Linked DNA regions of Mus musculus: all the other regions are linked to region 1. Evidence: chromatin loops called from intact Hi-C (ENCODE). Cell type or tissue: left cerebral cortex. All regions are shown on one strand.

Region 1 (5,000 bases):
TCACAGGAGGTGGTTACATCACCATTACCTCACAGCAGGTGATTACATCACCATTACCTCACAGCAGGTGATTACATCACCATTACCTCACAGCAGATGGTTACATCACCATTACCTCACAGCAGGTGGTTACATCACTATTACCTCACAGCAAGTGATTACATCACCATTACCTCACAGCAGGTGGTTACATCACCATTACCTCACAGCAGGTGGTTACATCACCATTACCTCACAGCAAGTGATTACATCACCATTACCTCACAGCAGGTGGTTACATCACCATTACCCCACAGCAAGTGATTACATCACCATTACCTCACAGCAGGTGGTTACATCACCATTACCTCACAGGAGGTGGTTACATCACCATTACCTCACAGGAGGTGATTACATCACCATTACCTCACAGCAGGTGGTTACATCACCATTACCTCACAGCAGGTGGTTACATCACCATTACCTCACAGCAGGTGATTACATCACCATTACCTCACAGCAGGTGATTACATCACCATTACCTCACAGCAGGTGGTTACATCACCATTACCTCACAGCAGGTGGTTACATCACCATTACCTCACAGCAGGTGGTTACATCACCATTACCTCACAGCAGGTGGTTACATCACCATTACCCCACAGCAAGTGATTACATCACCATTACCTCACAGCAGGTGGTTACATCACCATTACCTCACAGCAGGTGGTTACATCACCATTACCTCACAGCAGGTGTTTGAGAAGTGGAGCCTTTTCTCTGCTCTTTGACAGCAGAGTGCAGCAATAGTAAGGAGGTGAGAACAGCCCCAGGTTGCACCCTACTGTTTTCAAGGTCTTTGTGTAGGTGATGCCAGGACCCCTCCCAACCTTTACAAGGGTCACCACCCTGTGCAGGCCTAGGACATTAGGGCCTTTGGTTTCTAGAAGTGTTATAGCTTTTGCATAGGCCTGGGAAGCTGGGACTTCTGGCGACTGCCAATAGCTGGTATTACAGCTTCCCCGTGGGCTTAGGTATTAGGAGTGCTCAGCTGTTGATAGTGACCAGTGTTACAGCTCCTGGGCACAGCGTCTTGTCCCTCAAAACTTAGTTTTTTGAGACTGTCCCAGTAGCCAGACCCTGCAGTTTCTGTCCACCAGATCTTTACAGATGTTTTTCGTTCCCAGCCTCAGCTGTCTGTGTTCTGCTCCTGCTGTAACTGCTTTAATCAGCTGTCAGTCAGGTACCAACTTCACCGCTGAGCAGCTTGGTCTGCCAGCTGCTCACCTGCTGCTCACCTGCTTCCCTGTCGCCTATACCTCTGCCGATGCCTGCCCTTTTCTCTGTTTAATCAGTTTAGCCAACACTACTCGAGTAGGGAAAAAAAAAAGGACTACTCAGGACCAGTCTTTTATTGGACTTGATGCTGCAACACCAGGGGAGGCAGCCCACTCATCACAGAATCTAGGGAAGGTGCTTGGGCCAATCAAAGCACAGCTCGCATGCAAATGAAGGCTTGTTTTTGCACCAATCACAGCCTTGCCTCTAGTTTTTGTCACAGTTCCCTCTACTGGGATATGGGGGAAGTGTTCCCTCTCAGGTCTAGGTGGAAATGGCTGCAGGTTCATCCAGGCCTGTGTTAGCAAAATGTGTGATATAAACTGAAACGGGCTAGGCTGAGCCCGTGTCTTCTGAAGATGAACAATGAGCTGGGATTGTTGTGCAGTTTTCTTAGACACTGCAGAGAGTTCAGAATGGCTTTTGCTGGCAAAAGAGCAGTCTAGCTGGCTATTATTTGATGCACGGTCATTTTGTTTGTGGTCACGAGGGCAGCAAGGGAGATTGCAACAGCTAACAGCTAGGGCCTCAGATTGACTCATTCGTTTGCAGTAAGAACTTAATGATTTATCACGAATACTTAGAATGATTTTGATAGATTTTGACTGAGGTCAGTTCCTTGCTAAGACTCCAGGGGGAGGAGAGCATCCTTCTCTGCCACAGTTTGTCACGGTGACAGGAAGCAGGCTAACAGGCATCTCGTGTATGCCAATCCCTATTAGGTTGTCCGTTGCTACAAAACCCGAGCCATTTCCATTTGGCCTGTGGTGGCTCCTGTATCTGAACACTTAGTTCTCGGTTGATGACGTTGTTCGGGGAGGTTATGAACTTTTAGGAGGTGAACTCTTGCTGGAGGAAGTACATCCCTGGGTGTGGGCTTGAGACTGCATAGCTCCATCTCTCTGCTGGTTTACCCTTCTGCTTCCTGGTTGCTCTGAAGATGTGGTCTCTCAGCTTCCTGCTCTCTGGAACTGTAAGCCAAAACAAACTCTTTGTAAGTTGCTTTTGGTCATGGTGTTTTATCATGGCAACCAAAAAGGAATTCATACAGGGCCTGATCGTGGTCCTTGGAAGCTGCGGTAGATTCTTTACAGGCCCCGCCACAGTTGGTCACCCCAAGTCTCCCAGATGTCCTATGTCCCAGCGTCACTCTAGGAAGGTCACTGGGCTTGCCCAGCCTCCCCATTTTAGAGGTTGTCACAAACTTAATACACACTCATTGCTTTTGTTTTTCTCTACTGTTTAGCTTAAGATGTTTGTGCTTGTGGACACCCAGTTCCTCAGAGTAGGAATATTGTCAAAGCATCCGGTCTCCTGGCTGCGGAATTTACAGTTACCTCAGGGCTCTCACCATTAGCCTCGTGTGTTTAGGGATCAGATCGCTGGGGTGAGGTCGTCCTCCTGGCAGGCTTCCAGAGAGTTCTGCTTGCAAGGAGCCAGTGCCCAGGCTTTCAGGGAGCTCCGGTTTCTCTTTCAGTGATCTTCTTTCACATTTATCAGAGTGGCTCTCACTTCAGTAACTCCAGCAGGGACTCTGAGTGCCAGGCTTGCCTCGTGTGGCCTGAAGTGACCTGCTCAGCTCCTCCCTGCCTCTTACTGTCCGTCCCACCTGACTCACAGACCTGTAGACATCACAGGAAAGGACCTGGCCAGGAGCTCTGGAAAGGATTTGTACTGGCCATGCAGACAGCCAGTCAGCTCCTGCAGACCTGAGCCTGTGACCCCAGTGCCCAGAGCAGGTCAACAGAGCAGAGGCTTTGCATGTGGGTGCCTGAGTCTGCAGAGTTGCATTGACTCAAACATGGCTGACACACGCTGGCCGTGCGGCTAGTGCTGGCAGCCATGCAAGGCTGGGTGTACTTGAGTGTCTTCAAGTTACCCCTGCCTAGACTCTTTCCCACCCTGCACCTGACCTTTTCAGGGCATGATGAAACTAGTAGTTCTCTGTGGCACTCTCTGTCCCAAGCCCAGCTGTAAGAAGAGCACACAGGCAAACTCTTTCTACCTAAAAGAGAGGGAACAATGAAAATTGACGCCTTTGTTAGATCTGCCCACGGTTTCCAGAATAGAGCAGCATACACAGTAGGGGTTCCCATGATTTCTGTAAGCCATCCTCCCTTGTGTGTTGTGTGTGTATCTGTCCGTCTGTCTGTCCGTCCGTCCCTATGCTTGTGTGCCAGAGGAGGATGTCACATGCCCTGTGCCTTAGTCCCCTGAGACAGGATCACTCTCTGCCCTAGTCCCCTGAGGCAGGATCTATGACTGAATCTGGAACTCACTGTTTTTCCAGTAGGCTAGCTGCCCAGAAAGCCTCTATGAACAACTCCCCCACCAACCTGTTCAAACGCTGGGGTTACAGGCACCTGCAGCCACGCTAATGCTGCCTTTTCTGTGAGTGCTGAGAATCTGAGCTCAGGCCCTCGCGCTTGCACAGTGGTCTCACCGCCAAGCCTTTCCACAGCTCTTCCAGCTGCATCTTAGTCTGCTTTCTGAGCCCAGTGCCTGCAGCTAGCTCTGAGCTGCACAGCGGATGTCCGTCCATCCGTCTGTCCGTCCGACAGAGTTTGGTTTGGCTTCCCCTTCCCTCCAGCTGATGCCTCTCCATCTTGAATCTTGGCTCTAGGAAGAAATCTGGCTGTGTTTCCCTCCTTCTATTGGAATAAGGAGCTTCAGCTGAGCTCCTGGCAGGGTTCCACTCTCTCTCTTCATGCAGCTCTCTTCATGCAGACACATGAACCGTGCTCCCTTCTCTCACTTGTCCCCTGAGAGCACCCTGCTGAGTTCAGAGCAGATTATACCTTCTGGCCTAGTTAACTTTGTCCCAGTAGCTGAAAGGAGATAGAGTCACTGTGATCAAATAATAGGAAGAGCTCAAGGGATTAACATGGTGAAGTCAGAATAGTCAAACAGCCCAGATCCTGGTGGCTGGAATGCTACCTTGAAGCAGGAAGCCCCAGTCTCTGTTCATGTGATGTGGTCATGCCCACTGAATGATGGCGGAATGACGGTGACCTGCAGATGCGATTCCCCCCCCCCCCCACCACCTTTTTGCATTTTATCTTATTTTGATTTGAGATCAACTTTTATTTTTTAAAATGTTTTTATTTATTTACATTCCAAATGTTTACCCCCTTCCGCACCCTCCTCCAAGAGTTCTTCACCCCGTCCCTCCTCCCCTTTGCCTCTGAGAGGGTGCTCCCTCACCCCCCCCCCCCCCCCCGCTACACCCCCCATCCCCCTTCCCTGGGGCGTCAAGTCTCTGCAGGATTAGCTCAGATGCACTTTCTTTCTTTACAGGACATTTTTTGTGTTTTCATAAAACTCGACTTGGTGGTCAGTGTGACTCTAATGTGGAATTTCCTGTATTTGGAGAAAATGTTTGGAGTGTTGCTGCTTATTTGGTCCACTGGAGACCCTGTCTGGATTGTGTTAAGTGACATTTTGCCTCGACCTTTTGTTCCTTCTCTTTCGGCTTTAAGGAAAAACAAACAGATGAGCAGATACGGCTCCAGGCCTGCTTTGTGGGGTGAGGTCCTAGGGTTGATGCTATGCACAGCGAGCGAAGGTCCCACCACAGCTTCCCGCTGCGTACGATCCGTACATCCATTCAGTCTTGGAGCATTTAGAAGTTCTCTTGGCTTGAACTGTCTTGGATATCCCTGAAGGTTGTAAATTGCTGAACT
Region 2 (5,000 bases), 200 kb before region 1:
AGAATGAGCTTATGGGAGTCGCAGTAGGGAGAAATGCAGACAGATGGATGGAGGTCATTTATAAGAGCACCAAGTGACTCAAAACTTCATCACTGAAAAGTCCCACCCAAGCTTGGATAACGTCTCACACAAACACAACCTCACTGGTGTTCTGCCCCTTCCAACCAGTGTCTTCCATCTCCTGTCTATTTTAGCACCATCCTTGGAGAACAAGACAGGAGTGGTAGCTAGCATCTCAGGTAGGGGCCCATGGACAGCCACATTTGTTTGTGTGTTTGAACTAGTGAATATTAACATTCCCGACACTGACACTGTAGACCCAATGCAATGGTGAGTTGGCATTGCCAACATAACTAGATTTAGAATCATCAGGAAGGTGAAGGACACTTCTGGTGGTGTGTTACCCTTCCTGGGAAGACAACTTCTGGGAGAACGTAGGATCTGTGCAAGGGTTTACTACTTTCTGGTTCCTGATCCACCAAAAGGTGAATGCGATGAAGCTTTATGTTCCCGTCACTACAGATTAGAGAAGGCCCCCCAACATCGACTGCACCCTCAAACCCTGAGCTGAAATAAACCCTTCCTCCCTTTGTCCACAACTGTGAGGAAAACGACATCTTGTGCTTTCACTATATTCTCTGGTTTATTCTGTCACCGTGACTGTGGAGCCGGGTGTCCTGTGCATGTCTACAGCCTCTCTACTCAAGAGGGCTCCTGATACCTAGGGGAGACAGCCTCATTATGACACAAAGGCGGTTGGACACAGGTGCCTCTGGCTTCTTTCTCATCTCTAGCACTTGGAAGGCTTGTAAAAAAAAAATTCAGTGACTTGAAACTATAAAACCTGGATCTTCTTCATACCATAGACTGTACTCATCAGACAGATGTTCCAAGATTCCCAGTGGATGCCCCAAACCTTGAATGCTACCAAACCCTTACATACCAGGTTTCCCTCTATATATACACACATGTACAAAGCTTAAATAGAACAGTACTATCGCCCATTCATGAAACTTACATTAATATGACCCCAGTCTCTTGAAAGAGATAAGACAATATCGGGATGATGAGGACTGCAGACTTGTAAATGAGACAGACCACTGGGCAGCTCCTTCTTTAATTCTTGTGTTTGATTCCTGTGCCTCATGAGAAAAACCGTCATCATCTTTGTTTTACAAAACTGAATGTACCTGCTGCCTGTAACATAATGTTTTAAAGAGTATCTTGTGGCGTGACTCACCTGGCTAATTAACATATATAGTGTGCCTTGTGTTGCTTTCTATTTGTGGCGAGAACATGTAACACACGGGTTCCTTAGCATTTTCCAAGAACACATTACAGAGCTGGGTATGACTCCATGGCAAAACATTTGCTTAGCGTATTCTTAGTTCCAGGGTCAAGAACTGAGAACAGAATGTTGTCCAGGTAAGGTAGTACAAACCCACTAAAGGAGGGCTCCTTCTGGTTACAAGGGGGGCATCTCTGGCCTGCGTGGAGACCTAACATTTCGGTTAGCCTGTGTCAATCACCTAGCCAAGGGACCACCCTTCAGGAAGGCCATGTCACCCCTGGGATTCCCAAGATCCCACCCCTAGCTGCATGTCGCTTTATAAGTCTATCTGCTTTCTGAATCATTCAGAAAATCCTAGCTTCCCCTCCTCATTTCTGTCTCATGTCTTAGGATGCTTTGCCAGCACTTTGGGCTTCTTCAACATTGTGGTCTGCCTTACTCTTTTTCTAAAGCCTCCCTCTCTGCCATGTGGCTGCTTGTCCACATGGCCAACCGTGGTTTTCCCTTTCTCTCCTCAAGTCTTCTCCTCTCTGAAGATGCAGAGGTGACAGCTTGCCTGCTCGAAAGGGATGCTCTCTTAAACCCTGGTAAAACTGTCTCAAAGCCGTATGTGTTCATCCATTCTTAAAGTTTTAAAGGTTTTGAAAACCATGCGCAGGGCTATTTTGCCTGGATCTGTGTCTCTGTCTCACTTCAGCGTTTGGTACGCACAGGGGCTAGAAGAGGGGTCAGAGCCCTTGGAATCTGAGTTACAGACAGTTGTGAGCCATTATACACGTACTGAGACTCAAACCTGGATCCTCAGCTCCCAGTGCTCTTAACCACAGAGCCACTTCCTCGGCCCCCTTTTAAATTATTTTATTAAAGAGACTAAACGCCCCAAAGTACCATCTGGTAACCAAAGAGAGGCTTCCCAAATGCCAGTAACAATAGTTGGACACACCATACTCCTTACCACAGTCTTCGAGTTACCATGCGCAACGGTTCTGTTCACATGTTCACATGTAAGATTTCCATACTCGCCACTGATTTTCTGAACATCGGTGAACTCTAAGGGTATTCCTGAATGTAGTCTGGGAGAAACCGAGTCATCATTACACTTTGACTTTATAATAAGAAATCAAACTTCTGGGGCACCTGCTCTGCAGGACCATCGTCCATCTCCGATTTATAATACTGTTGTCCATAAGATGGGGCCAAAGAGCCACAAAGCGTAACACCCCTCTGGAAGAACCAGGCTGCTTCAAGGGCTAAATCCCTCCATTTTCTGGAAAAAAAAAAATGTGACAGAGATGGGGTGGGGCGGGGTGGGGGACCCCTGAACTTGGCTCCCGTGGGTCTGTCTGTCTTTCCTGTTTCTACCACCCAACTGACAGTCCACAAGGGTGAAAATGGATACGGAAACTGTTTCACCTGGAAGGATTTCTGCCAATTTTTTAAACACAGAGAACCACAGAGAAAGTAAACGAAGAGGCTCCAATGCGCGAACAACTGTCAGTGGTATTTACGAGGGAATAAAGCTCCGGCCATCACAAAAACCCAGATTGCCAGAGCTCTTGATCGCCGGTTTTAATCAAAATGCAGCCAGCTGCCTGTGTTTAATGTTAATTGTGGAGTTCTGTATCTCAGCCAATCACTGCACTTCTGAGCTGGCACCGTGACAAAAACAAGCCAGACACCAAATTCTTATCCTGACTCATTTGGCTGAGGTGGGGTAGGGTGGGGTGGGGAGGGGTGGGGTGTAAATCACTTACAGGTCTGGTCAGTGTTGGTATGAAGGACTTAGCTGGTTTTGTAATGCTAAACAACCTCTATGCCTGACATTTTCTTTCCGTCTTCAAGATGCACCTGCAGTGCAGTTAGAAACCTACAGAACCCGCAGTTCGCACTTCCTGCTACCAAAAGGCCATGTAGCATCTTCGTGAGATAATGTTTTTATGTTGGGGTCCACTATTGCCCAGAGAAGCTGCTTTGCTTTGTAGCTTCCTCTACTCCCTGACCAGTGCCCTGGGTTGTAATTTAGAGAAGTTTCCCTTTTCTCTCAGATTGCTTAACACTCCAAGCACCCAGCCAATCCCCACCCCCACCCCCACCCCCACCCAGCGGGAGGGGTACCTCTGGTCTGGAAGGTAAGCAATGCAGATGAGCTGGAGTGAATGGAAATGTCCAGCAAGAAAAATAGAACCCCTTTCCAACTTCCCACAGTCCTGTCCTCTCTCCTCATCTCCATAAATGGTTGGTGAAATAGATGTCTTCCTGACAGTCTCTAAAGGAGCTGCGGGTTTCTAGAGTTACCTCAGGCACGTGGTGAGTGCACAACGAAACCTTCTACAGCCTTGAGCCGGACTCAAAGAGATCTGACAATGCAAAGACAGTGTCAGTGATTGGCCGCGATGCTTAGCAACTAGTTTGTCCCTCTCTGGTCTTTTACATATAGACTGTAGTTAATATTTAAACAAATGTAAGCAGACCCACGGGTTGATTAAATTAAGTCTTCTCCAGCTCGATTTACATAACTTGCAGTAATCAGAACGGGGAGAGAGAGAAAGTGGAACTGGGCAGAGAGGTACACTTTGCAGTCGTTTGGAATCAGGAGTAATTGCAGCGAGCTTCTAAGTTCTGCTGTTATTGAAGGAAGGCCCAATTGGCTGAGGCTAACTGTAATCTCAAAATATTAACAGATGTGAGTTGCTGAGCTGGCAAGTTAAAGTCTTAGATAAACAAGCAGGAAAATTATAAACAAGAAGAAAGAAAAGCTGGGTTAAAGACCTGAAAACCTCATGGAGATTCACCGTGCCACTGGGTTCTAGCCTAGCCCCCGGAAGTACATTCATTTAGCCAGTGCTAACTTTGTTTTACCGCAGAAGCCGACTCTCTTTAAGACAACCCCCATCACTCCAACCCTGCCTGCATGCCTTTATACAGGACTAATCCACCATACAGGGCAACATCAGACGCCCTGCTGTCTCTTTGCAAATTGGACAGCAGCACACACCTCAGTTGTCTTAAATTGTACCTTTCCAAGCTGTTCCCTGATCACCTGCGGTCTCAGGGACAAGAAAGAAAAGAAGCCACGTGGCGGGCACAGTGCCACTGCCGGCTACTTCATCCCCCCACCCCCAGCTCACAGCGCCCGCGCGCCTCCACTACTTCCCAGGAGTTTCTCAGAAACGGAAACAAAATTAGCCCTAAATGAAGCACCTTGACTGGAGCAAAGAAACAAAGGCCAAAGGTGGAAAGCAGGAAGGATGAAAGCAGCGACTTCACCGGCCTTGGACGGGTTCAGTAGGAGTTTGAGGTTAAGTAGACGTGGATAGTTGATGCAAAAGCTGCTGCACAGTCTTCTCGGTCCTGCAACATTCCGGTCTCCCAGCAACCCCCAGGGGGGCAGCCTTCTCCTCTACAGCTCCTTTACCGCAGGAAAGGGAAGTCTTTCTTAAGGCAGTGGCCAAGAGTTGTGCAAATTGATTTTATAGGTTACCTATCAAAAACTAAAGTTAAGATATTCGACTTTAAGCCAAGCCTAGCTACACAGATCTTTTTCCCCCTCTTTGAATTTTCGAGACAGGGTTTCTCTGTATAGCCCTGGCTGTCCTGGAGCTCACTTTGTAGACCAGGCTGGCCTCGAACTCAGAAATCCGCCTCCCTCTGCCTCCCGAATGCTGGGATTAACACAGATCTTTAATCCCAGCATTTAAGAGAGGAAAGC
Region 3 (5,000 bases), 43 kb before region 1:
AAACAAACAAACAAACAAACAAACAAACCAACCAAAAAAAAAAACTGTAACTATTTTTGTGTGTCTGGGTATTTTGCCTACCTATATAAGCCTTTTCCATTATGTATGTGTCTGGGGTCTACAGAAGCCATAAGAGGGTGTTGGATCCTCTGGAACTGGAGTTAGTTGTCAAGCTGCCAAGCCGGTGCTGGGATAGAACCTGGTCCTCGTCAAGAGCATCCAGTGTTCTTAACAGCTCATCTGTTTCCCAGCCCCTCATTCCTCAAGGGTTAGGAAAACCAAGGGAGCCAGGGTGGGGACTCCATGCTACCTCTGTGAAACTTCACTCAGGACTTTTGTTTTCTCATCATTTATTGACATGAAGATAAACTAGTGAACTTCTCAGATCTTTATTTCTAACTATGGCTTTCAGGGACAGGGAAAAAGCATCATAAAGCTTATAGCTAAACAATATATGGGTTTCATGGGGCACATGCCTGCAGTCCCAGCACTGGTAAGCCAGAGGCAGGAGGATCAGAAGTTGAAGGCTATCCTTGGCTATTTAATAAGCTCAAGGCTAGCCTGAGCTACATGAAACCCCGTCTTAAAAGACACAAAATATGTAAGTAAGTAAGTAATAATATGTAGTACCTGGGAATAGTGATCATGTGACCATGTGTGTTTATGTGTATTTGCATGCACAATTGTGTACATGAATGCATAGTAATATATGGTTTATTTGTGTGCATAGTATGTTTATACATACTTTCTAGAAAACTTACCTGGCATTTTTTTTCAAGATATAATCTGAACAGTTTTGAAGATAAGTGATTTTGAAGTGCAAGTGACTACAACTTTGTTTGTTTGTTTATTTATTTATAATATAGGCTCTCACTGTGTAGCCATGAATGGCCAGCTGCTCGATATGTAGATCAAGCTGGCCTCAAATTCATAGTGATTCTCCTGTGCTGACACTAAAGGTGTACCATGCCACACTGTGCCATTTGTGTTTTTTAGTAAGGACCTGCCTCTGCTTGGGAAGAGATGGACTAAGCACATAGGACTTCAAACTAGGAGTGTGGGAAAAATAGACAGTGGTAATTTTTTCAGTGGGTGCTTAATAGCGACATAACGTTAGTCTCCCCCTCCTATGCTGCAAGATTCAAGAAAGGCGTTTTGCTAACTGGAAAGATTAAGAAATCTCTCTGGGTTCCTACGCTTTGCTCTCTGGCAGCTAAGCCATTGCATACACCTCGTCAGACTTAAGGAAGCCCTTCATCTTCAGCAGTGTGGGTGGTACCATTCCCTGGGTGACGTGGAGCGGTTGATTGGCTGCTTTGGATGTTTGCCTTCCTACCTTGAAGATGCTGTCGGCCTCCAAGTAATGTTGTCACAAATACAGAGCAGTTAGACCAGCTGAGGCCTTAACGTGCCCCATCCCTACTTTCTGTTTTTGAGACAGGCTCTCACTGTGTAGCCCAGGCTGGGCTAACTCAGCAGAAGTCTGTCTACCTCTACCTGCAGCATGCTGGAATCAGTGGCCTATGGGATCACACCCAGCCACATACGATCTGTTATCACTGATTCCAGGCTGCCAGGAGGCTGGTTGGTGTTTCTCTTTGCAGAACATGCTTTCTGGGGAGATGTGATGAAGTGCACTACGAACTTTAGAAATGGTTTTGGAGCAGACCACCAAACTGCTGTTAATAATCTCCTCCGGCAGCTACTTCAGATGAATGCATCTCCCATTGTGCACAGCTAGCGGGATGTTTGGAGGTTCCTCTCCTGCCCTTCTTTGGTGGTCCTGAGAAGTCTGAGAGACACGGTGCGATGGAGGCAAACTGCCTTAGTGTAGCTTTTTGTTTTTAATTCAGGTACAGTGAGGCCAGCATGATAGAGACCTTTCTGCCAGTGGAAAGAACGCTCACAGCTCCCAACAGGACAGGGTCCTCTGTGTCACATGGGGTGGATCAGGAGGCAGTGTGAGCCAGACAAAACATGGATAGCAGCAGTCTCTGTGGTGGTTTCTATAGAAAGGAAGAGGCCAGGATAGGAGGAGAGGCACCTCCAATGTCCTATTCTGTCTCTTCCTTCCTTTTCTCTCTGTCCGCTCCCCCTCTCATTGTTGTGTGAGCTACATTTCTTCCATTCTTTTTTTTTTTTTAATTTCTGTTTTGAAAGTGGTTTACACTCTAAGAATTCCCATTCTCCACCCACCAGACTTGACTCTTCTTCACTTCCCACATCCTCTGGAGAAAATGGGACTTGGAAATGCGCTGGTAGTGGCAAGATAGGAGAACAGCCGAATGGTCGAGATATGTTCTCAAAAGTGAAAATTAAGGCTAGGCACTGACAGTTCTGTAGTCTTAATAAGTGCAGAAACTCAAAGCTAATCTCTACCGATTCATTGAATGCTTTACTCAAATAAATGTGCGATTTAGCAGGCTCGGCTCTATGTAAAAATTCTCAGGAAATGCTGGAGCATAACTGCTACCAACAGTTTCACAGGTGTACTCTTCGGATTTTGAAGTAGGTTTAAGTTTGTCCTGATCATTTTTACATGAAACACCAACAAATACCTACAATGTATCGTTCAAGTCCGTTTTTGGTTTTTTTGGTTTTTTTTTTTTTTTTTTGGTTTTTTTTTTTTTACATCACACTTGTTCTCTTATTCTTGTGTCTCTCAGCCTACAAAATATAAGCATGGTAACACGATCAATAAAAGACATTTGGTAATTGAAAAATGGAATTGCTTTATTCTCTCTCTTCCTCCCCCCCTTCCTCCCTTTCTTTCTTTCTTTCTTTCTTTCTTTCTTTCTTTCTTTCTTTCTTTCTTTCTTTCTTTCTTTCTTTCTTCCTTCCTTCCTTCCTTCCTTCCTTCCTTCCTTCCTTCCTTCCTTCCTTTCTTTCTTTCTTTCTTTCTTTCTTTCTTTCTTTCTCTCTCTCCCTCCTTCCCTCCCTCCCTCTCTTTCTCTCTCTCTCCCTCTCCCTCTCTCTCTCTCTCTCTCTCTCTTTCTTTCTTTCTTCCTTCCTTTCTTTCTTTCTTTCTTTCTCTCTCTCCCTCCCTCCCTGCCCCCCCCTCTCTCTCTTTCTTTCTTTCTTTCTTTCTTTCTTTCTTTCTTTCTTTCTTTCTTTCTTCCTACTCATACCAAACACTGACACTATTCATTTGATTCTCCAACAGCAGCTAATCGCAGGAGCTATTCAGAAGTGGGAAATAGTTCAGCAAGTAGGGTGGGAAGTCCTGAGTTCACTTTTACCAGAACCCTGAATAGAAAGAAAGCAGGTGCTAGTGACCCACTGGGCTTGCACTTCCAGCCCGGTGGAGACAAATATTTTCTGGTGTCTACTGGCCAGGCAGCACAGCTTACTTGTCACGTTTCGGGCCAGTGACATGCACTGTATTAAGAAGTAAAAAGGGTGATCATGCAGGAAAGTCTGCCAGGGGATCCAGAGGGGGTGCCTTTGGTGGGCGTGGTCGCAGTTACTCTAGAGGTGGTGGAGACCAGGGATATGGAAGTGGAAGATATGACAGTCGTCCTGGAGGATATGGATATGGGTATGGGCGGTCTAGAGACTACAGTGGCAGCCAGGGTGGCTATGACCGCTACTCAGGAGGAAATTACAGAGACAATTATGACAACTGAGATGGGGCATGCACACAAAATATACACAAGGAATAACACTTCTGATCCAGGATCGTCCTTGCAAATTGCTGTATTTATAAAGATTTTTGGAGCTGCGCTGAAACGTCTGTTTTAGTACATCAAGTTCTATTTTTGAATTGAGCTCCCAAGGTAGTTTGTTAAAGAACTTTTAGAAAGCTCCATGTGTTCTTTAAACATTTTTTCCCTTTTAAAAACAAATTTTAAGACATTTGTTACAGTCCCAATATTTTTCCTTTTATCAGAATTTTTGTTTAGGCACTCAGGATTATTGTTTCTGGCCAAAAGAAAAAAGTGGCCAGGCTAAATCAGTTTTTAAAGTTGATGTGTATTTAGGGACATTTTAAAACCTTGTAAACAATGTTTATCATGGCCAGAAAGTGATTTCTGAATGTACCTATGAACAATCCGAGTCAAGATCATGATTGCTTAGAGATGTTTTTTATTAAAGATCACCATCCTGATTATATAGAAGAGCTTCTTTAAAATGTTTGTGAATGTCATTTTTTAATACTGGAAGAAAAGTATTCTGTTGTGTCTGATGTGTTTAGGATGTCCTTTATGGAGCTAATTAAAAGATGAAACCTGAACACACAAAAAAAAAAAAAAAAAAAAAAAAAAGAAGTAAAAAGGTAGATAGTGCCTGAGGAAAGAAAACCAAGGTTGCTTTCTGGCCTCTACCCCTAGGGTAGAGCATGCACACGCATAGATTTTTTTCAGACAGATTACCCCTCACTCTGGAGACAAGCAGGCAGTGTTCTGAGTCATTATTGCACCCTCTGAGCCAGGGTCCTCCTCATCCCTAGGGGGCGCAGTGAAGACTTTACTCCTGGTAGACATGAGGGTAAGATCTGGTGTATAGGTCTGTTCCCAGCCTGGGTCCCCCATATATGTTTTAGGCTCTGTTTGGATCTGCTTTGGAGGAGCTGCCAACAAAGTTGAGGCTCTACAGGAGGTGGTGAAGAGTATCCCTTTGCAAATTCACCCCACTGTGTGAAATTACTTCTTGCCCAGGTGGCTGGTTTGAGATATTTAAGAATGGACGTCTCTGGTGTAAGGGAAAAGGCTTTAATGCCATCATTCCTCTCTTCTCCTTCTGAGCAGATCTTTCCCATGATTCAGTTTGCCCGGTCTACTGGGAGTGTTTTTGGAAACATATGGACATATGACTTTGGTGTTTTGTTGTTGTTGTTGTTTGATATATACCCTACCACTGAGGGTAGGAGGCTAACCTGGGGGTGGATGTTGAATGAGTTCCTCTGTAGGCCTGAAGACCAGGCTGCTGAGATCCTGCATCTGCCTTGTTCCCTGTCACTCTTGTTGTACCAGGAGGCAGTGTGGAGAAGCCACAAGTCT
Region 4 (5,000 bases), 55 kb after region 1:
GATAGCAGCCATGAGAATGCTTGTGGTATTTTTTTTCTCTTTCCAGTATGGTCGGACTCCTCTCCACCTTGCAGCCAACAACGGGATCCTAGATGTGGTCCGCTACCTCTGTTTGATGGGCGCCAATGTGGAGGCTCTAACCTCGGTGAGTACCAGGCAGGGGCAGGTGTCTGGCCTCAGAGAGCCATGGAAACTTCTTGTGCCTCAAGGGCACAGGGAGAAAGGTATTGCCTGGCAACTGCATTCTAAAGCAGACAGGCTGCTATTAAGCTCTAACCCTCTACTGCAGTTACATAAACATTTGCCCACACAGACCTAGTTTAATATCTAGTTAATGTTTCATCCTTTCTCATCTCGCCAGCCCCGCTCCGCCAGCGACCCGCTGGTTCACACTGGCCTTTTGTTTACCGTGTTACACAACAGTGCCTCTTAGCTTTCTATTCCACGTATGGATTTCTCTTTCATAAGTGCTTCCCGTTGGCCCCAGGGTACAAGAGGCCCAGTGCCCTGTGGGAGGAGCTGGATCCCCTGTGTGGTCTTGGGGGGTCATGAACAGCCTGGAGGCAAAGGGCTGGTGTCTACTGTTTAGAGTCCGCCTTTGCTGCTGGGATTGAAAATTATTTCTAAGTAAGACATAGTCCATTCCTCTGGCTTCTCATTTCAGGCTTAGCGCTGCCCTTCCCCCTTCCCCCACTCCTCAGAAGAAACCGTTTGCTTCATATTTCATAAAATAAACACCATAGATAAGAGTTTGGCCAACAAGGTGAAGTGGCAGTTCAGTTGTAGCCATGAACTATTGCTTGATATGTTGCTGGGCCTAAGGTGGGTTAATTACTTGTGTGTGTGTGTGGTCTTGACATTCGAAGATCTGAACTTTATCGACAGTCTTGAAGGAGAGCACATGGTGTTTGATGTTGCACCTTACCTAAGGCTCTGAGGTTCTTGGAGATCTTCAAAGTCTTAACCGAGCTGGCCCTTAGAGCTCCATCTAGCCTGCCATTTGTTTTGGTAAATGAAATTTCGCTGAGGCACAGCTATGCTCATCCATTTATATAGCATTGTCTTTGGCTATCCATGCTGCTGAGGCCCAGATGCCTGGCATGGTCCTCCAGAGTGTGTGTGTGTGTGTGTGTGTGTCCCTGTCTGTGTGTAGGTCTTTGCAGTACCGTTAACTCTCAAGATGTAACGGGCCTGTTCTGTGCAGTACTGGTCTCTGCAGGCACAGATATGAGCAGTGTGTGCAGGGAATGCACACATTTCTCAGGATGCTTATTTACCCCTGCCACACAGGACATTTTAGGCCTGAGGTGCCTTCATTAACCTTTACCCACAGGTTAGCTATCCTGCAGTAACACATCACATGCATTTTTATATTTATTATATATTATATATCTATTGTATAATATGTGTGTATATATATCAGATGATGCCTTGTGGGAAAATAAAAACCAGGGTGACTCTGAAGATGCTATCAGCTGTTGGATCCAGATGTGTGTGCAGTCTCTGGTCCCTTTGTGTTGCTCTGTGAGCCCATGCCCCTCCCACCCCCACCCCCCACTCTTTCCCGCAGTGGCTGTCTTCTCTGCTCCCGCCACACCCTGCTTATACTGCCTTCCCGTCTCCCACCTCTTTCAGCTTCTAGAGAGACTCATGAGTGTTTCCTGTCTGTGCTTAGCCTTGTCATTTACTCAGATAGATGCCCCACACAGAGAAACTTCTAGAAAATGAGAGAGGGGCACTGATCAAAGAGTCTTGACCATCAGTAGGCAGGGGGTGGAGCAAGAGTGATGTCAGATAAGGGTGGGGACTGGGAGGTGGGTGAAGCTGACTTCTCTGCTGCCTCAGCTGAGCAGTCAGGAAATGGGCGTGGCTCGTGCAGTCTGGCAGCTGAGTAGTCAGGAAGTGGGCGTGGCTCGTGAAAAGCATTAGGTTAGGAGGCCTGAGCTTGGTGACCACCCACTCTTGTACAGATTACAGGGATCATGCTAGAAGCAGAACTGAGAGGCTCCCATCAGTAAGCAAGCCTGGTAGGCATCTGGCCTCCTAGCAGGGGAAGCAAGCATCCTCCTCTTTCAGCAGTGATGACTTTTTGTGAGGAGTGGGATAACCGTGGACCGGGGACATCACTTAGAGACAAAGGCCAAAGCATGTCTGTCCTTCTGAATTTTCTAGCAGTCGCATTAAAGAAGCAGCAGACGAAACGGCTTTCAGCAATGCGTGTGAAATCTCATTTCAACAGGAGGAATTTGAGAATATTAATATTTCTCATATTCTCTTATCGGTACGGAGTTTTTAGTGCCTTGTACGTTCTGTACTGACAGCCGTCTTTTCAGAATCACATTTCAGACCCGTCCCTGCGGATGCTGCCCTGTGGGACAGCCAGCCAGAGCCGTAACTTTTTTCTGGCTTCTGAGATGACTGTACAGATAGCATGTGGCACCACAGCACCCCCTAGTGTCACCTTTATATTCTGAGCGCTCCTGGCTTCTCCTCTACCACCAACTCTGCAGAGACTCTAGTCACCTTTTAGGAGCTGCTTTTTTTATTCTGCACCTCTTCCTCAATGCCTTAAAGGCACCCCATGAAGCCATGAGACGGTTTGATGGGAACTCTTAGTTGGAGGTACAGTGTCTAGTAAGGAACTCAGTTCGGTCCAGAGCAAAGGAGAAGTTCTAGCTTGCCTGTTGGATCCATCTCAGGACTTTAGGATACATAATAAGAATGGGGTGGAACACACACCTGAGCCAGAGTTTCAGCCTGGAGAGAGCATTCATTCACAGCTTGGCAATTTTGTCCCCAGAAGACACGTGGACTTATCTGGAGACGTGGTTGATTTTTAAGCTGGAGGTTGAGGAATATCACCAGTGCCTTGGTAGACCACAGAGGTGTTATTCACATTGTATAAGGCTGATAATGGCTTTCCACAGCAGAGAATGACATAGTCCAGCAGGGCCAAGATTAAGATTTGCTGGTCCAGAGAGGCCCCATATGTATCTCAAGAGCAACTTGAGTGGAGGAACTGGGAGGTTGGCAGGTAGACAAGATGTCCCAACTCTTCATGGGATGACTTATTACAAATGCAGATAATGAGACCATAGACTTTTTTTCTTCTCTTAAAAAGGTGTCTTCATTTTTTTTGAAGATTGAATTTTAGGGCTGTATAATACTTTAGCTGAACAGTGGTATCTATCTCCCTTAGTGTAGAGGGGACATAGCCACAGCTCCTGTCCCCACAAGGGACTGTGATATCATGCAGTTCATGTGATCCGCTGCGAACTTGATCAGGCTTGGACCGGAACGTTCTCAGGAGATGTGCATGTTCATGGTATAGACATAAGAGTAGGTCCCTTCATATGAAACCACAGCTCCATGAAAAGTCTCTAATCAAACAGTAAATGTCACAGTGCTGTGGGCCCTTAGGTCTCTGCTTTGTGTTTTTTCAGCCACCTTAAATCAACCTGTGCTAGACTAAGCGTCCTTTGGAAGGTACAGTAGTTACCAGCCACGGTGTAGAGCGAGGACCAGGTTTGTATGTGTGAGAACTGAAAGAGTAGACTGCTGCCATAGAGACAGAAGTTCCATCGGGGATGGGATAGTCAGAGGAGAATGAGTAAGCTCTGAGTCTATGCACTCAGCATCTTTCTGTTGACACCTCAGGACACTACTGCATTTCTTGCTCTGTCATTTTTCCTTCCTGAGCCACCAAATAAAATAAGGTTTCCTTAGATGAGAAAACAGGCCAGGACTTAGAGTTTGTCCAACTTTCTTTTGACCCTGCTGTGCCTCCCATTTCTTCGCTGAACTAGCATGTTGAGGTCCCGTGCAGCTCTGTGACACTGATCATCTGTTTCCTACAGGATGGAAAGACGGCCGAGGACCTCGCCAAGGCAGAACAGCACGAGCATGTGGCAGGGCTCCTGGCAAGACTGCGGAAGGTGAGCCTTCACCGGAGGTCCTCAGATTGTTCTTATGTGAGAAGTTCTTGGTGTTTTCCTTACTAGAAGGAGACATTGGACGTAGGTTTAGGAAGATCATCTTTCCTTGTCCTGTCAGTTGGCACACACACATAAATGTCTAAGGGGTTTCTTCTACAGTTGTTGTAAAGACAAATTTTCGGGCTGGAGGGATGGGCTCAGTGGTTACGTGCAATGGTTGCTCTTGCAGAGAACCAGGGTTCAATTCCTAGCACCTACACGGTAGCTCATTTGTAAGCCCTGTATTTACAAGATACCCAGCACCCCCTGCTGGCCTCTTCGAGCACCAGGCATGCAGGCCATGCATGGACAGACACACAAACTAGTTTGATGCTCTTCCCACCGCTGTGCTGGTTTTGTTTACCCAGCCCTCTCTGTGCCACCACCCCCACAGCGGATGGGGAAGAACACTAGTGGTGTCCCTTCTCCTATTTTGTTTTGAGTTTTCAGGTATCAGTTAATCTCCTGTTTATCAAATCACAGCACTGTAGAGTTTATAAAAACAGAAAAATAAGTAAACACAGGTGAACGATTTACAACCCACATGATATATCAAGAGACTAAAAAAAAAAACCCAAACCATTTTGGCTAAGGTATCTATCTGTTTGTTAACACACAAAGATGTTCACTGAAGTTCTATTTAAAATGTAGTAGCAAAAGTTAGACAGTCGGGTTACCAATATTTATGTGTAGGGAGTTGTCATAGAAAACGGGTATTGTTTGGCTTTTAGAAATACTTACAAAGAGATAGTAAGTACATGAGTTTCTAGGCTGAAGCAGAAGGATACATTTTAACCCTTACCCTGGATCTGGGGATGTAGCTCAGTTGGTAGAGAGCGAGCTTATGGAGTATTCAGGGAGACTTGACTTACATTCGTAGCATGGAGAGGTGCTGCTTGCTGGTTTTTTCCCTGTGGCTTGCTCAGCCTGCTTTCTTATAAAACCCCAGACTACCTGCTCAGGGGCAGCATAGAGGGCTGGACTCTCCCAAATGGATGGAGAAAATGCCTCACATGTCAGTTTAAT
Region 5 (5,000 bases), 63 kb before region 1:
TAGATTCTCACGGATCTCCAGTATCTCCTCCTTGCATGGGAAGGGGCATGGATAAACTGGGCTCTTGCTGCTGGATACTATCGAAGTGTCTACACTGTCTGATCAAGCTCCAGATTCTGCCCTTGTGCTTGTGTGGAAACTGGTTGAGGTCTCTGGCCCCACTTTCTTCTCTGTCTTCACTGGGTTCCAGCCAGCCGGAGGCTGAGTGTGGCCAGCTCTTGCTGCATGCCGCCACCCTCCAGGCAAGGGCCCAGGGTGGGCTCCCTGCAAATGCAGGTGTGCCTCTGGACTCTGAGCCCCTCACCAGGGCTGGCCTGTTGCCCCTGGATCTCCTTGATCCAACTCTAAGACCTCTCCCTCCCAGTGGGGCTTATTGGTCTTATTTTATAACTGCTTTTAACCTGATCGCCAGGTGTGGGCTTCCTGTTGCTGTTCAGGCCTGCTTCCCAGTTTTCAGTCAAAGCTAGATAACTCTTTGCTTTCTTTCCACCTTTCCAGCAAGTGGGATGGGGTAACCACGGGGAGCTCCCCACACCTCAGCCTCATTATTTCCTCAGCTGCTCCACACAGGGGAGCTTTTAAAGATAACCTGCTCAATTCTGAGGGCTTCTGGAGGGGGTGGGGGTGGGGGTGGGGAGGTGGGGGGAGAGCGGGGAGGATGATGTGTGCTTCCTGCTGACTGACCCCTGGGGCCCAGCACTTGTTTCAGATCTACTGAGAAGACTCTGGGGGGCTTCTTTCTGTAGAAGTGGATTGGAGATGCTTGGGAGGTGGCAAGGGCCTGAGGTACTGGGGCCAATGTGTAAGGCTGTTAAAGGAAGGGGTGCTGCTGTGGGAAAATGACTCTGTCCCCGTGATCCAGAACCTTGGGGTGGTGAAATGTACACGGCACCCTCTGGCAGTGCAGGGAGTTGATGGCATGTCTGCTGATCTGGGGCCACCAGCTCATGCCACTTTGGAGAAGAGATACCATCATGTGTCTCTGTCCTGATCCCACTCTCCCGTCTGTTACCCCCCCCCCCCCCCCACACACACCAGCTGCACATAACAGGAAGTCCCCGTAGGGAACAGGGTGATTCCCTTTGCAGGGAAAAGAGAACAACAGGCAGATGGGTGGAGAAGGGACGATAACCAGGGAAGGGCGTCTACCAGTGATAACAGGGAAAGGATGACGACTGGCTTGCTCTGTTGTCCTTCTCTCTGTTGGGGCAGGTGCTGGGTATCTGTCCTGCCAACACCCTGAACTCCCCTGTGCTTCTGGTTTACTGAGTTTATATCTCACGGTCTTCACAAAGTCATTTCTGAGCATCAAAGCAGTGCCTTCCTAGGCCAGTGTGCACTGCCGTGTGACTCCAACTCTCCCACGCCACTCTCTTGGGCAAGTGTGTGTTTGCACACACATATGTGCGTGATACTGTTACTGGATTCACTGGGGCCAGAACATGAGATCTGGTAGCCCTTATATGACAGTTTGGGCCACCAGGCCTCTGTGAGCCAATTGAATATGCCAGTTACAGTGAGCAGAAAACGGAGATGCATTCGATGTGATGGTTTTTCGAAGAGGGACAAAGAGATCCTGTGACTCTACTGTCACCAGTCTGTCTTGTTGTGGGGAGGGCTGACCTGAGGGCTGACCTGAGTAGGTTTAAGCAGAAAACCAGAGTGGGTTGAGTTGTGGTCTCTTGGCCTATGTCATTGCCTAATGACAATCTTCTGTGTACTCTGACAGGTTGTAAATACTATTGAAGGAGAGACAATTGGTTTAACTGGCTTCAGCCTTTCACCATATGAGGGTTCCTGGGGAAAATTTCAATTCTTGGGATCCATTGTCTCAATGGTCTGATAACCCAGGAGGATACAAGTATCTCTCTCTTTAGAAAGTCTCAGTTCCTGTCAGGATGGTAACAATACTCAGAGTCAGAGGTTATTTATAGCCAGTCTCTTGCAAGGAGAAGTACTTCAGAAAGTAACAAATAAGACAGTAATTGCTATAATCAGGGAGTTTTGGACTGAAGCTATAGCTCTACAGCTGTTACAGGCCTGATGACATGGTACGAGGTGTGACCTGAGATTGGATGAATCTAAGGGTGCTGACCGGAATCACTGGAAGTTCCATGGAGTACTTGGTGCTGATCAGGCCATCCTGAACTGTAATGAAACTGTTTCTGAAAACAAATTACAAAAGCATAAAGTAGGCTTGTACCTGCTTCCCTGTTCAGACTGTCTGGGGGGGCCCTGGCTTGTGAGTGCTCAACACTCTGCTGACGAGGTTGGTTCAGGCAGTGGATGAATTCTTCCCTAGGATCCCCTAAACACATTGGCTTTTCTCAGCATATGACTCAAATAATACACTTAAATTCCCAATCCTTGGAATTTTACAACTTGGCCAATCCTGTTTTTATTGAAGAAGGGGAAGGGGGCTCCTTGTTCTGATGTTCATGTGCCACACACATCTGCGGCACACCTTTCTTCAGCACAGCTGGATACCTTCAGGTTTCAGAGAACGTGGTGGTAAGCCTGTAGCCCACAGCCGTTAGCCAGGCCCACAGTCCTGCCAAACCACACTACCTTTAATGATGTTGGAAGCAGAGGTGTCAAAAAGGAAGATCTGAGGGTTGAGTTGATTTCTTCCTGGTAAGTTTTAATTGATTCTGGGAAGGTGTGTGCAGGTTCTGAAAGCACAGGATGTAATTGCGGACTGATGGGGCTCCATGGGAGACTCCCCAAGATGTATTCAGGAAGAAGAGCTTCTTAGCAGGATACTGTGAGCGAGCTGGGAAAGTCTGGTGCTCAGGGTTTGGGAGTCTTGCCAGCAGGGCAAGGTGTGAATTAGCCTTGCAGGCTCCCAGGGAGTCGGGAAGGAAGTGTCACTTGTGAGCTGTTGGAAGATCTGGGAAGATGGACAGGGACAGCAGGGGACATAGCAGTTTTCCAGACCCCTGCCACTCTTCTCATCTCTTCCTGTGATGATGAAGCTGTGGAAGACAGGAAGACCCAGCTGCTTGAAGGCCAGGGCAGAGGGAAAGTTGGCTGGGAGAAGGCTTTTGTAGATAACTTGGGGGGGGGGGGGGAGTTGCAGGAGGGAAGAATGCTAATCCTGGTAATAATTATGCAGCTCATTAGGGGTCTCTCTCTGACCCTTGCGGCTGCTGCTGATTTTGTGCTTTTATACATGGGGAAAACAGAGTCAGAGAAGTTAGATTGGAGAGAATAGAGTTTGAAATAACAAGTCCCACATCTTAAAAAAAAAATTCCAAATTTCCTGTGATCACAATTACCCTGTTTAGCAAGTACAATTCATGTAAATATGTCAAAATCCGTCCCTCCCCCCAAATAGGCAGCTTGAAACCCTTATACTTGTAAGCATTCCTTGTAAGGAATATCCTGCCTGCGTCTGCAAGCATGCATGTATTCATGGAGATTTGTACATGTGTAGGTAGCTGCACATATAGATGCATATATGTGTATACTCAACTAATGTGTGTGACATACACTAGAGATACAAATATGTACATGTCTTAGTATTAGGGTTTTACTGCTGTGAACAGACACCATGACCAAGGCAAGTCTTATAAAGGATAGCATTTAATTGGGGCTGGCTTACAGGTTCAAGGTGGGAGCATGGCAGCTTCCAGGCAGGCATGCTGCAGGAGGAGCTGAGAATTCTACATCTTCATCTGAAGGCTGCTAGCTCAATACTGGCTTCCAGGAAGCTAGGATGAGTATCTTAAAGCCCATACCCAGTGAGAAAGCCCACTCCAACAAGGCCACACCTCTTAATAGTGTCACTCCCTGGCCCATGGCTGACCGCTGTTTAACACAGAATCTTCTAGGTCTTCCCCTAACAGTTTTTGCCGTCTCATTTGTGAACTGATCACTGTTGGATTGATTGTACCTCATACATGTTTGTTCACCATGTGTGTAACTGATGCCCATGGAGGCCAATAGAGGGCATTGGATCCCCTGGAACTCCCCTGGAGTTATAGATGGTCGTGAACTGCCATGAGAATCCTGGGAATTGAACCCTGGTCCTGTGCAAGAACAGTCAGTTGTTCTTAACCACTGAGCCATCTCTGCAGCTCCAGTGTGCCTTATATATAGTAGCACTCATGCTTTCTACTGCACAGTTCTGAGTTTTGTTTTGTTTTGTTTTTTGTTTTTGTTTTTTGTTTTTGTTTTTTTTTTTTTTTTTTTTTTTTGAGACAGGGTTTCTCTGTATAGCCCTGGCTGTCCTGGAACTCACTCTGGAGGCAGAGGCAGGCAGATTTCTGAGTTCGAGGCAAGCCTGTTCTGGTATTCTGGCCTTTCTCAGAGAGATCTAGAAATAGTAGAATCATAGCATGTAGGCTTTTTCAGTTTGGCTGGCATAATGCATTTGGACTTGTGTGTACAGTTGTCTGTAATCATAGTTCACCCCCTTTTTATTGCTATGTAATATTCTATTGTGTTCAGTTTATGCATTTATAGCTGTGGGTTGTGTGGGTGTCAATTACAGTGATCAGTTATCCATGGTCACACTCAGCAAATTTCACCATTTTAATATTTATTGTGCTATGTTATAATTACTCTATCTCCTTTTATTTAAGTCTTGTTCTAGGCATGATTTATCAAATTATCTTAGATGTGTATGTAAAAAAAAAAGACTGTAGTATGTGCAGTATTAATGCTGTGTGTTTCATGACTTGCCTGTGGCCCAAGGCCTCCACTGTGGTCTGTGTCTTGTCCTCTATGGATAAGCAGGTATTACTGAGCTGGTATTTGGATTCCCACTACTGGTGGGTAGGATGCCTTCTAGATAACTGATATTAACCAAATGTATTTGGTATCTCTTTTGAGGGCAAAGGTTTTTGCGTGTTATGTCCTCCTTATAATTTTGCAGTGTGTACCCTTCATGGTGATGTTGGTTGTTGGCATACATATTTTTGCAACCTACTTTTAGCAAGAGTTCAACCTGTCCTTCAGCCCACTACCCAGCCGAGATAGTGGAAGAGGAAAGTTAC

The links. A loop is a pair of places that touch in the nucleus more often than their neighbours do. Peaks named below come from ENCODE experiments on the same cell type or tissue, not always from the same donor. Only the 100,000 strongest peaks of a DNase experiment are listed, where the experiment ranks them.
Region 2: it touches region 1 in a loop (4-fold over the local background); 4 of 42 quality-filtered maps call a loop at or near these places.
Region 3: it touches region 1 in a loop (2.4-fold over the local background); 4 of 42 quality-filtered maps call a loop at or near these places.
Region 4: it touches region 1 in a loop (2.1-fold over the local background); 10 of 42 quality-filtered maps call a loop at or near these places.
Region 5: a loop joins it to region 1, with 1.9 times the contacts of the local background. A loop is called at or near these places in 4 of 42 quality-filtered maps.

The regions. Positions count from the first base shown.
Region 1 is chr13:60,681,407-60,686,406 of GRCm38, forward strand. All of the region lies in intron 2 of Dapk1 (death associated protein kinase 1), which reads left to right. Gm35540 (a long non-coding RNA gene) reads left to right here and starts at 4,560. Exons shown (of 2, transcript XR_382548.1): 1 at 4,560-5,000. In left cerebral cortex, a CTCF peak has its summit at 1,920; DNase peaks (open chromatin) are centred at 1,552, 2,783, 3,060, 3,538 and 2 more places; H3K27ac peaks cover 2,289 bases.
Region 2 is chr13:60,476,674-60,481,673 of GRCm38, forward strand. No RefSeq gene overlaps it. Among named protein-coding and RNA genes, the nearest start is that of A530001N23Rik, 30 kb to the right of the region's middle. In left cerebral cortex, a CTCF peak has its summit at 2,480; DNase peaks (open chromatin) are centred at 1,840, 2,478, 2,907 and 4,365; H3K4me3 peaks cover 483 bases; H3K27ac peaks cover 345 bases.
Region 3 is chr13:60,638,387-60,643,386 of GRCm38, forward strand. The region is part of intron 2 of Dapk1 (death associated protein kinase 1); the gene reads left to right. Among named protein-coding and RNA genes, the nearest start is that of Dapk1, 39 kb to the left of the region's middle. In left cerebral cortex, CTCF peaks have their summits at 2,253 and 4,409; DNase peaks (open chromatin) are centred at 1,284 and 2,231; H3K27ac peaks cover 332 bases.
Region 4 is chr13:60,736,198-60,741,197 of GRCm38, forward strand. Dapk1 (death associated protein kinase 1) reads left to right here. Exons shown (of 26, transcript NM_029653.3): 18 at 47-145; 19 at 3,858-3,935. Among named protein-coding and RNA genes, the nearest start is that of BC051665, 48 kb to the right of the region's middle. In left cerebral cortex, CTCF peaks have their summits at 2,463 (motif pointing left) and 4,245 (motif pointing left); DNase peaks (open chromatin) are centred at 1,897 and 2,440; H3K27ac peaks cover 485 bases.
Region 5 is chr13:60,618,783-60,623,782 of GRCm38, forward strand. All of the region lies in intron 2 of Dapk1 (death associated protein kinase 1), which reads left to right. Among named protein-coding and RNA genes, the nearest start is that of Dapk1, 19 kb to the left of the region's middle. In left cerebral cortex, no CTCF peak of the experiment used is centred here; a DNase peak (open chromatin) is centred at 2,804.